Regions from separate parts of the Homo sapiens genome. Here region 2 is linked to region 1. The links are chromatin loops, found by intact Hi-C in ENCODE. Cell type or tissue: psoas muscle. All regions are shown on one strand. Links, peaks and the distances in the headings refer to the core of each region. The heading gives the core; the rest is flanking DNA.

Region 1 (5,387 bases), core at 191-5,190:
AAACATTATCATTTTATAACATAAGGAATTAATGGATTTAGACATTAATCATCAAAAGCTGTTAATGTCACAAAAAGAGAGACAACCACTCATTAGGCACCTCTGGATAGCAGAACATAATACCTCCTATGAAGTAGTCTTGCCAAGAAGAAAAAAGGAACAATAAAACATCTGAATCTAATCAAACTTGTAGATTCAACTATTAACTTACAAGATACACAGAGGACACCATAGGGATGCAATCAGAAAAATCCAGATTGTGGGAAACTCTACAGGACAAATGACCTAGTTTCTTCAAAAAATAAGAGGAAAGGAAAAGAGATGAAGGGGGATCCTGTGGATTAAAAGGGACTTCAAGGACATGTCCATTGCAAGTGTCTTATTTGCAAGTATTTGGATACTTTAAACTGTAAAAAAAATATTGCTTTTATTGAATAATTAGAAATTTGAATTATTGTGGAATAATTGGAAATATGATGATATTAAGAAATTGCTATTTTTTTTTTTTTTTTTTGAGACAGAGTCTCATTCTCTCACCTAGGCTGGAGTGCAGTAGCACTTATCTCGGCTCACTGCAACCTCCACCTCCGGGGTTGAAGCGATTCTCCTGCCTCAGCCTCCCAAGTAGCTGGGACTATGGGCATGCACCACCACGTCGGGGTAATTTCTGTATTTTTAGTAGAGATGCGGTTTCACCATGTTGGCCAGGCTGGTGTCGAACTCCTGACCTCAGGTGATCCACCCACCTTGGCCTCCCACCTGGGATTACAGGCATGAGCCACTGCGCCCAGCCAGGAATTGCTATTTTTTGTGTGATAATAGTATATTGAAAAAGGGAAAGCTTTATCTTTTAGAATAGGTAGTGACACACTTTGGAAAACAATGATAGAATGTCTAGATCTTCCTTCATAATAATGAGAAGAGAGGGAGAGTCAAGTGGGGGTGGATAATAGATAAAGCAAGATTGGCCACAAGTTGATAATTATTGTAGTTGTGTGGTGTATCCATGGGGGGCTCTCTATACTATTCTATTTTTTAATATTTGAAATCCTGCATAATACAAAGTTAAATAAAAAGTGGGTTTTATCCCTCTGCTCTCCCCCTTCTGCTTTAACAGTGCAGTAGCTGTCTTGTGATCATAAGGCAGCAAGTATGAAGTCAGGCATATGAGGCTATATGAGTTGACTGCATCCCCTAAAAGTTTATGTGTTGAAATCTTAATCCCCAATGCAACAGTGTTGGGAGATGGGGCCTACTGCTCTCATGAATGGATTAATATTATCATGGAAGTAGCTTAGTTATGACAGAGGGTTGTCATAAAAGGGAGTCCACCCCTCGTGCTCTGTCTCATGTGCTCATTTGCCCTTCTGCCATGTTATGACACAGCACAAAGGCCCTCACCAGATGCTGGTGTATGCTCTTGGAATTCCTAGCCTCTGTAACTGTGAGAAATAAATTTCCTTACTTTATAAATTACCCAGTCTGTGGTAGTCTGTTATACCAGCAGAAAACAGACTACGACATGAGGTCAATACCTGAAGGATGATAGAACTGAAAGGTGGGAAGAAGCTAAGTCCCTATGGTCTCATGGAGCTGCTGTGCCAGCCCTAGGATGCCTACTTCTGGAAATTTTATAAGAGACAGACAAACTTTCCTGTGTTTAAGCCACTCTTAGATGGGGTTTATTTGCAGGTAAGGCTGTTCATAAGTGATAGAGCTAAGATCCAAAATATGAAAAGGAGCTATCGAGGTGAAGAGTAAGCTAGATGACACCACAGTCAAAAGGGATAGGAATGAACTGGGAACGTGCAGAAGGCCCATGTGACTGGAGCATCATGAGGAAGATGAGTGGGGTGAGATCAGGTTAAGGCATAGGCAGAGGCTTGAAGGCTTGGGACATTGTGGTCCATGGTAAGCAGTTTGGATTTTATCCAAAGCGTTACAAGAAACTGCTGACAGTTATGAAGTAGACAGATGACAGGAATTGATTTATTTATGTTTAGAAAAATAACTCTGGCTGCTCCATAGAGAATGGACTGGGGCAGGGGCTAAAGGGAAAGCATAGAGAGACCAGAGAGGAGGCAGCTGTTCAGAGGAGAGATGATGGGAGATGCACAGAAGTGAACAGTTTTGAAATCTATTTTGAAAGTAAAATTAACAAATTATTAAATGAACGTGGAAGATTAAGAAAACGGAAAAGTCAAGGATGATTTCTTGTTTTCAGGTTTTAGCAACAAAATAGAAAAGGTAACCATCAAGTGTCAATTGGATATCCCAGTGACTATGTCAATTAGACAATTAATTATGTGAAACTGGAGATTATGAGAGGCCTGAACAATCAGTATACATTTGGAAGCCATCAGCATAATATTGTATTGATGATAGTGATAAGGAATATAAAGTCATTCGTGAGATACTCAGTAAACATTAGCTATCATTATTTTTATTTTTTTTTTAGAGACAGGGTCTCACTCTGTTGCTCACACTGGGGTGCAGTGGTGCCACTGCAGCCTCGAACTCCTGGGCCCAAGAGATCCTCCTGCCTCAGCATGTCAGGTGGCTGGGACTACAGGCACTCTATCATTATTTTAAAATGCTAAGTAAGTAAGGCTCATTTAATCCTAATTACAAACTTACAATGTTAGATGTTGTTATCCTCATTTTAAAGATGACAAAATTCAGGTACCCCAAGTTCACTAAGCTGCCTGGAATCATGCAACTAATTTAGGTGGTAGAGCTGGGATTTGAACCCAGATTAAGCTACTATTAGAGCCAGAGCTCTCATCACCATCCCAGACAGGCTGGTAGTTGGGGGTATCAGGCAAACATCCTGAATAGCTAGAGCACCCTCTGGCAGTTGGAGAAACACCAGCTTTCATAGATCACTTGTGGTCCTCTGGGTTGAAGCAGCTGAAGAAAACTCTGCCAGGATAAGCCTTCAGCTGCCATCCTTGCTGCGGCTCTGGAGAGGTCATACACGTGACTGCATCAAAGTCAATGCCACTGGTGAGCAACTGTTTTGTAACATAGTAACAAATTATGTTGCTAGGGTAGGAGAAGAACTTATTTTATTTCTTAGTGGCATTAAACAACGTTTATTACACTCCCTACTTTATGGGTCTGGAATTCAAACAGGGCTCAGAAGGAATAGCCCATGTCTGTTCCATGATGACTGGGATGACTGAGATGGCTCAAAAGGATATAAATGGTTGGAATGGTTTAACTGGGACCACATATCTGCTATGGTTTGAATGTGCCCCCCAATATTCTCATGTTGAAATCCTAACCCCCAGCGTAATGGTATTAGGATATAGAGCATTTGGGAGGTGATTAGGTCATAAGGGTAGAGCCCTTGTGAATGGGATTAGTGTCCTTATAGAAGAAACCCCAGAGAGATCCTGCTCCTTCCACCATGTGAGGACACAGGGAGAAGTCAGCAATCTGCAGCTTAGAAAGAAGAGGGCTGTCATCAAAACCTGATTATGCTGGCAACCTGATCTTCGACTTTCAGCCTCTGGAACTGTGAGCTTTTAAGCCACCCAATCTATGGTATTTTGTTATAGCACTCCGAATGAACTAAGGCAAATACGGAGGCCTTAATTCTGGCTATCAGTTAGGTTTCACAGTTTTCTTCACGTCATAGCTACTGAAGCTGAAATGTACAAGGTGGCTTCATGATTTCCATGCCTGGCATCTAGGTTGAAATGGCTGGGCAGCTCAGGCTAGCTGGTTATCATTCTCTCCACATGGTATCTCTGCTCAGGTAGCTTGGGCTTCCTCGTAGCATAGCAATTTCAGGATAGCCAGAATTACATGGTGGGCGGCTTCAAAAATGTATAGTCATACTGTTTAGATTAACCTATTTTATGGCATAAAAAATGTTACTGTGAAAACTGGTGCTGCAGTTTAGCCACTAAATTAATATTTGGGGATTTTTAAGAAGCAGCAACATAGAAGGGCTTTCCATTCTTTCATCCTAAAATTAGATTAAAAGCTGTATTGTGAAGCTACGCCAACTGCTGGCCAAGCCTAGTTCACAGCAGTCTGTACCTTCTTGCACTAGTTCTGCAGCTGTCTTCAGAGTTCTTGATCCAACTTGCCCGATCATACCATATCAGCCTGGGATGGGTGATGGCCTTGAAACTTTCCCTTCTTTGGCATGCACTACATTTTGTTAAGTAAAGTTCTCATTGGACCTATGAAGATCCAGAAAAATGTCCTCATCTTGTAAATACCTCTTTAAGCTCTACTCCTGGGAATTTATCTTAAGCCAAATTCAAAAAAATTCAAAAGAAGAAAAGTGGGGTGGCTGGGAGGAGAGAGAGAGAGAAAGAGAGAGAGAGTACAAGTAGCTTATGTATTAGGCAATAAGATAATGGGTTATACATTCAAGTTTTTTTATGTAGTGTAGTGATTATGAACATGAACTCCAGTGTTAGAATCACCCTGCATGAGTTCACATCCTGGTTGTGCCACTCACTTCCTAGCTGTGCAATGATTTGGGGCAAGTTACCTAATCTGTGCCTCAGTTTCCTCATCTTTAAAATAGTGATGATAACAGTATCTACCTTATGGGATTGTTTAGAAGACTAAGTGAGATAATCTGTGAAAAGCAATGTGAACAGTGGCTAGAAAACAATGCTGAATTAGTGGTAGTCATTAAATTATTGAAATAACATTTACTGGGACCTACTATGTGCCAGATGCTGAAGTGCTGGAAATAACAAGTTGAATAGACCATAATTTCTACTCTGGTGAGAAAGATAAGCATGGAGCATGCATGGGAAGTACAGAACAAAATGGAGACATGTACAAAGGTATCTAGGAGTGTGGATGTGGGAGCACCTCCCTTTTTCTGTGGAGGAGAGGAGATGCTTCCCATAGGAGGTGATGTTTACACTAAATGTTAAAGGGTAAGTAGGAGTTTGCCAACTAAATAGCAGAAGGAGGAGTGGGAGAGTTATTCTGGGCAGAGAATACACTACACTGTGTGCTTTTCAGGGAACACAAGAAATATACACTGGGGAGGGAATGCAGAGGACAGTGATGAGACTGAAAGTGTAGGCAAGAGCCCATATCCAAAGGGCTGTGTGAACCATTAGAAGCGGTTTGGCCTCTAATGGGTAGTTGGTTGGGAGTCATTGAAGAAACATGTTTTAGGCCTGGCTGCTATATGATGTGTAGCTGCTGCATGCTGTTTGACAGATTGATAGAAGACCACCAAAAAGCAAGGGCACCAGTAAGGAAACATTTGCAGTAATCTAGGTGAGAGAGTATGTTGTTCTGAAGTAAATCAGTGGCAGGAGAAACTTAGGCATAACTCAGGTTTCTGGCTTGGGTGTCTGAGCAGATGGAGGAAAGTGGTAAGTTAGAGGGAATGTCATATG
Region 2 (5,387 bases), core at 255-5,254, 510 kb before region 1:
ATCTTAACAGGTATAAAGTGGTATCTCATTGTACTTTTGATCTGTATTTCCCTGATAATTAGTGATATTGAGCATCTATCCTATGGTTGTGTTATATCTTCTTTGGAGAAATGTCTATTCGAATCCTTTGCCCATTTTTAATTGTTTTTTGGGGTTATCAAGTTGTAGTATACAATACTTTTTAACCTAAGAAAAATGAAATGCTTATCTTTTGGATTTTAAAAAATAGTATCCATCTCTAGGGTTGTTTTGAGAGTGAACTGGAGAGTGAATGTAAATCATGTAGATCAGTCCATGGCACTTGGTAGCTATTCAATAAATGTTAGTCTTTTTTTCTTTTGCACCATGCAGCCAAATTGATTCTTTTCTTTCTTTCCTTTTTTGTTTGCAAGCATTAGGATAAAGCTTCTCCCACTGTCTTCATGAATATATTTGTGCTTCTTGTAAGTGTATCATTGTTAAGAAAGTGAAGTGTTTTATGGCATTTTGAAGAGTTCAGGCTGATGCATATCTGCTCATGTAAAATTACTAGTTGAGTACGATATTGTGTGATAGCTCCCAGCATTCAAGTAAATGTTAGACAAGGTTCAGACACATCTACTTTTCTCACATATGGTTGTGCAACAAAATGTGAATTCCAGATATGTTATATTATTAATATGTAATATATTCACAGTAGTCCTTATCACATGTTAGTTGCACACCTGACATTTGCAACGCGATACAATCTCTTGTGTGATGTTGTTGATGATTCATTCAATTGCGTTACAAAATTTTCCTAATCATTCCTGATTCAAAGTACTGACATTTTATGAGGTAGGTGTTACTTTTATCACCATTTCACAGGTGAGGAAACTGAGACACAAAGAGGTTAAATTACTCCCAAGCCCACACATCTAATAGGTAGTACAGTACAGACTTCACCATTATGTCTTCACCATTCTAGGGGAAAAGACCAACAGGTCTCTGGGTACCAAAAGAGGGGAAGGAGTTACCCTAGAGAGAGAAATTAGAGGACTAAAGAGAGCATTTCATCTACTTTACAGTTGTGTCTAAGAATGTAAGAAGGAAAGAAGAAGAATAAAGGCCACTGATAAGAGAAGAAAGTGGAGGTGGGGTGAAGTGTAGGACCTGGACGGACTAAATTCTACAATGAATTAGAGTGAAATGGAGACGATTGAACTGTCAGGGGCAGGATGAGGCAACCCTAGGAACACGGAGGTAGAAGACTCATTAAAGAATAACTGAGAAACAGGAAGGAAGAGGGTACAACCTAGCTCATCTTCTGCCTGATCACTCTTCCTGGGGGCTAATGCTGTGTAAAATAATCTGTAAATACCGAATATGTTATCTTCTATCCATGGATGCCAGCAGCTTTGTTATAGAGGGCCAGGACTATTTCCAACATGAACCGAAAAATTAGAAATTATATTTTACAAGTATTTATTGACGTAAGGCTCTGGGCCAAAAGTGGTTAGATTATATAAATTTTTTTGATAGAAGAGCTGATAGAATTTACTGATGTATTAACGTGTTATGAATGAAAGAGAAGCATCAACGATTTTTTTTAACTGAGCTAGTAGCAAAATGAAGATGACATTTACTGAGACAGAACTGACCATGGAAAGGTGCAGACTTGACTGAAAAAAGGCAAACAAAGAAGAGTCCAATTTTGGATGTGTATAGTGGAAGATGCCCATTGGACATTAATATGAAGATGTTGATTAGGTGTTTGGATATACAAGTATAAGCCAAAGAAGAGGTCCAGGTTGGAGATACAAATTTAGAAGTTATCCGCCACAGCGTTAGATGCATTTACTTAAAAGATCTGTGTTGATAAAGAAGTGAAGAGATTTAAGGATGGAACTCCTAAGTTCTTCAAAGTTTCGAGTTTGAGAAAATGAGGAACTAAAAGGAGAATGAAAACTAGCTGCTAGTGTGGTGGGAAAAACCCCATGAGAGAGTGGGTTATGGAAGCCGAGATGAACAGGTTTCCAAAAGAAGAAAATAAACCTACTACTTCAGTATACAAAGTAATTGGTCTACCAACTTCTCACCTGAGGCCTGAGAACTAATCATTGAATGTATCCTTGTAGGGCTTATTAGTGACCTTGAAAACCACTGTTTTGGCAAAGGAGTGGTGATGTAGCCTCACTGAATAGATTCAACGTAGAAGGAAGGAGAACTGGAGACAGTGAGTTTAGACAACACATTCAAGGAGTTCTGCTACAAACAGAGAAATAGGGGGAAATAAGGGGAAGCAAAGAATTAAGAAACTATCTTACTTTTTAAAGATGGGGTTATTAAAGCATGTTTGAAAGCTGAATGTAGTCATCCTGTAAAAGGAGAAAAAATGAGTGATACTGAAGTAAGAAGACACAATTGCAAGAGCCATGCCTCTGAGTGGGAGAGATGTGGGATCCAGGAGACAAACGGAGGAACTGGCTTAGGTAGGGACATGGCCACTCATCCTTAGAAGGAGGAAAAGCAGAGTCTAGACGGTGAGGTATGATAGTGGGACTACAGGAAAAGTCTGTCCATATGGCTTCCCTTTTCTCAGAAAAATAAGAGGAAAGGTCCTCAGATGAGATGAGAAGGGTGGAGGAGGTGTTGAACCTTGAGGAGTGAGGAGAGGCACTTCTGACACTTGGCAAATGATTGGACTAAAGAAAAGATAGAAGGATTACCGGTCAGCCCTAAACATTCTCTTGAGGTTAGTAGTGAGTAAAAACATTGGCCAGTGATATACTAACATTTTTGTTACTAAGTTTGCAACATCATTTGATGGAATTTTTCAAATTAATTAATGATCTTAAACTTATCTTTAAGAAGTTTTTCTCAAATAGTATGTAGTTCTATACTTGTTATTAAATGTAGAAATTGATACTTTTTAAGAATATTATTGTAATCACTTGGAAGTTATGTCTTTATTTCATGGATCTTCTGCAAAAGTTGGGACTCAGAAATGTAGACACAAAATATCATGTACTCATTGCTTCATTTATTCAACTTCTTCTTTAAAAATAAATAGAGTCAGGGTCTTGTTCTGTCACGCAGGCTGGAGTGCAGTGGTACAGTCACGGCTCATTGTAACCTTGAACTCCTGGCCTCAAGCAGCCTTCCCACTTCAGCCTCCCAAGTAGCCAGGACTACTGGCATCTGCCTCCATTCTTGGCTCATTTTTTTTTTTTTTAAAGAGAAAGAGTCTCACTGTTACCCAGGCTGGTCTTAAACTCCTGGCCTCAAATGCCTCTTTCACTTCAGCCTCCCAAAGTGCTGGGATTACAGGCATGAGCCACTGCACCCAGCTCATTTGCTCATCTTCTATTCTGCCCTTTTCTTTCCCGCATTGCAAGTTTGTATCTTAGAATCCCCCACTTTTCTCTGCATCTCTCTGTCTCTAACTGTGATAATTAGTACTGTATAATTACTAGACTTCAAGATGGTTTCAATGTCTTGAGGAACTAACCTTATAACTTCTGAAAGAGTCTGTAATTTTGATTGGTTGTCTTATTTAATAATATTATGCCCTGATCGTGATATTTAAATTTATATCTCTGTCACCTGAAAAAAAATAAATTCCTTGAGTTTTCTTTAAGTCAGAACCTTAGTTTGAAATTCCCTTGCCTCCCACACTGCTTGAAGTTTAAAAAATAAAATTAAATCTAAGATTGTTGTATTTCTTCTTTAAACAAAGAGTTCAAAAGTGTGATCTTATTTAAATTAACAATGATTAACTCAATAATAAGGGAATCTTTTGATAGTAAAAATCTATGTTTAAAAAATATTTATTTAAACAGATTAGAATTAAGCAATGATAAAGTCTAAGCCATTTTATTGGCTATTTTTTTTATTTGAGACTTGATTCCAAAATTAGTGTAATAGATACTAGGGCTCCATATATTTCTAACCTCAAGATAAATCCTATTGACAATTTAATCAAGATTTTAATTAAGGAAATAAATGTGAAAATGCATATATTAACTCTAGAAAGAATAATTGGCATGAGAATCCTTTATATATGTATTTTACTATTTTATTCTTTTTTGTTTTATAAAAATCACAAATACTAACATGACTAAATTGACTTTCTCTTTAATAGCTCCCATATTTAACAGCTATATCCAACATTTAGACTTTGTAATACTCTTGGGGAAATGGGCCTACTTATTGGGAAATAGCTTAATTTTATTTGGAGGGAAGAAAAAAAGAGAATGAGAAAACTGATTCATGAGCCTTCAAAGCAGTAAAACTGAAAATATATAGTGTGTGGTTTTCATTGCTTTCCAAAAAAACCACACACATTTTACAACACAGGGAGATCAGCTAGACAGAAAGTAATCTGGATTCCACTTCTTAAACCTGGCTCTTCTGATTCCAGCAGGAATGAGACCAATTACTTACAGATTTTAGACTCATGGCTTCAAGGAAAACAAATCATTAGGACTGTGGACACCACTGTAATGAAAAAAGACTCAGTTATACTGATGAGTCAGAAATGACTGACTGCTGCAAGAACATTTTGATATAATTTAAACCAGTGGATTTCAGGTAAATGAAGAGGATTTCAAGAAAATATGCACTCCCCCCCTGCCGTGGGTATACATGTCATAATATGGTTATGGCCAGTTTTCATGTATACATTTAAAAATGTGGATGTTTATACAAGTTGATATTTGAAGAAAGAAAGAGAGAGAGAGAGAAAGAGAGAGGAAGGAAGGAAAGAAGGAAGAAAGAAGGGAGGGAAGGAAGGAGGCAAAGAAAGAAGGAGAGAAGTGAAGGAGAAGGGAAAAGAAAAAGAAAAAAGAAAGGCCAACTGGAAATGAAACAAAATTATTTAGGAATAGGTAAGAATGAACTCTATGGTAGATCTCAACCTTTCATGGACTATAATCCACCAAAGACTCCATCAAAGTAATTGGATCCAAAGATATCAGCAATATTAATAAAAGTAAAACTAGCAATATACCAAGAACATTTTATATCATAATAAAATATATAATATATTTATACTATTTAGCTTTTACAACTCCATGAGTAGCTTTTACAGTGAACTTTATCTTAAAGTTGAAGATAAACCTAAGAGAGAGTAGATAACTTTTTCAAGGTCACTTGGCCAGTAAGTTGCAAAATTGAGATCTGAACTAAGCTGCCTAATGCAAATGTTCTTCTTTCCTAATCCTTGCAAGAATGGGACCAGTTAGTCACTACCATTCTACCTCCTTCAAATGTGTGATTTTTTTAGCATGCTATAAATTGTTTTATAATTCTAAATAATGCTTGTGTGTTTCCCAGATGACCTGTGTAATAGATGAGAGCCAAGGAACAAAGGGCTGCTATTGGTCTACCAACTTCATTTTGGAAAAGAAAAGAGAAAAATCCCATAC

What was found. Peaks named below come from ENCODE experiments on the same cell type or tissue, not always from the same donor. Only the 100,000 strongest peaks of a DNase experiment are listed, where the experiment ranks them.
Region 2: a loop joins it to region 1, with 9 times the contacts of the local background. A loop is called at or near these places in 1 of 110 quality-filtered maps.

What each region holds. Positions count from the first base shown.
Region 1 is chr10:89,661,431-89,666,817 of GRCh38, forward strand. No RefSeq gene overlaps it. Among named protein-coding and RNA genes, the nearest start is that of PANK1, 19 kb to the left of the region's middle. In psoas muscle, for the core only: no CTCF peak of the experiment used is centred there; a DNase peak (open chromatin) is centred at 2,951; H3K27ac peaks cover 2,250 bases.
Region 2 is chr10:89,154,358-89,159,744 of GRCh38, forward strand. No RefSeq gene overlaps it. Among named protein-coding and RNA genes, the nearest start is that of CH25H, 50 kb to the right of the region's middle. In psoas muscle, for the core only: no CTCF peak of the experiment used is centred there; no DNase peak of the experiment used is centred there.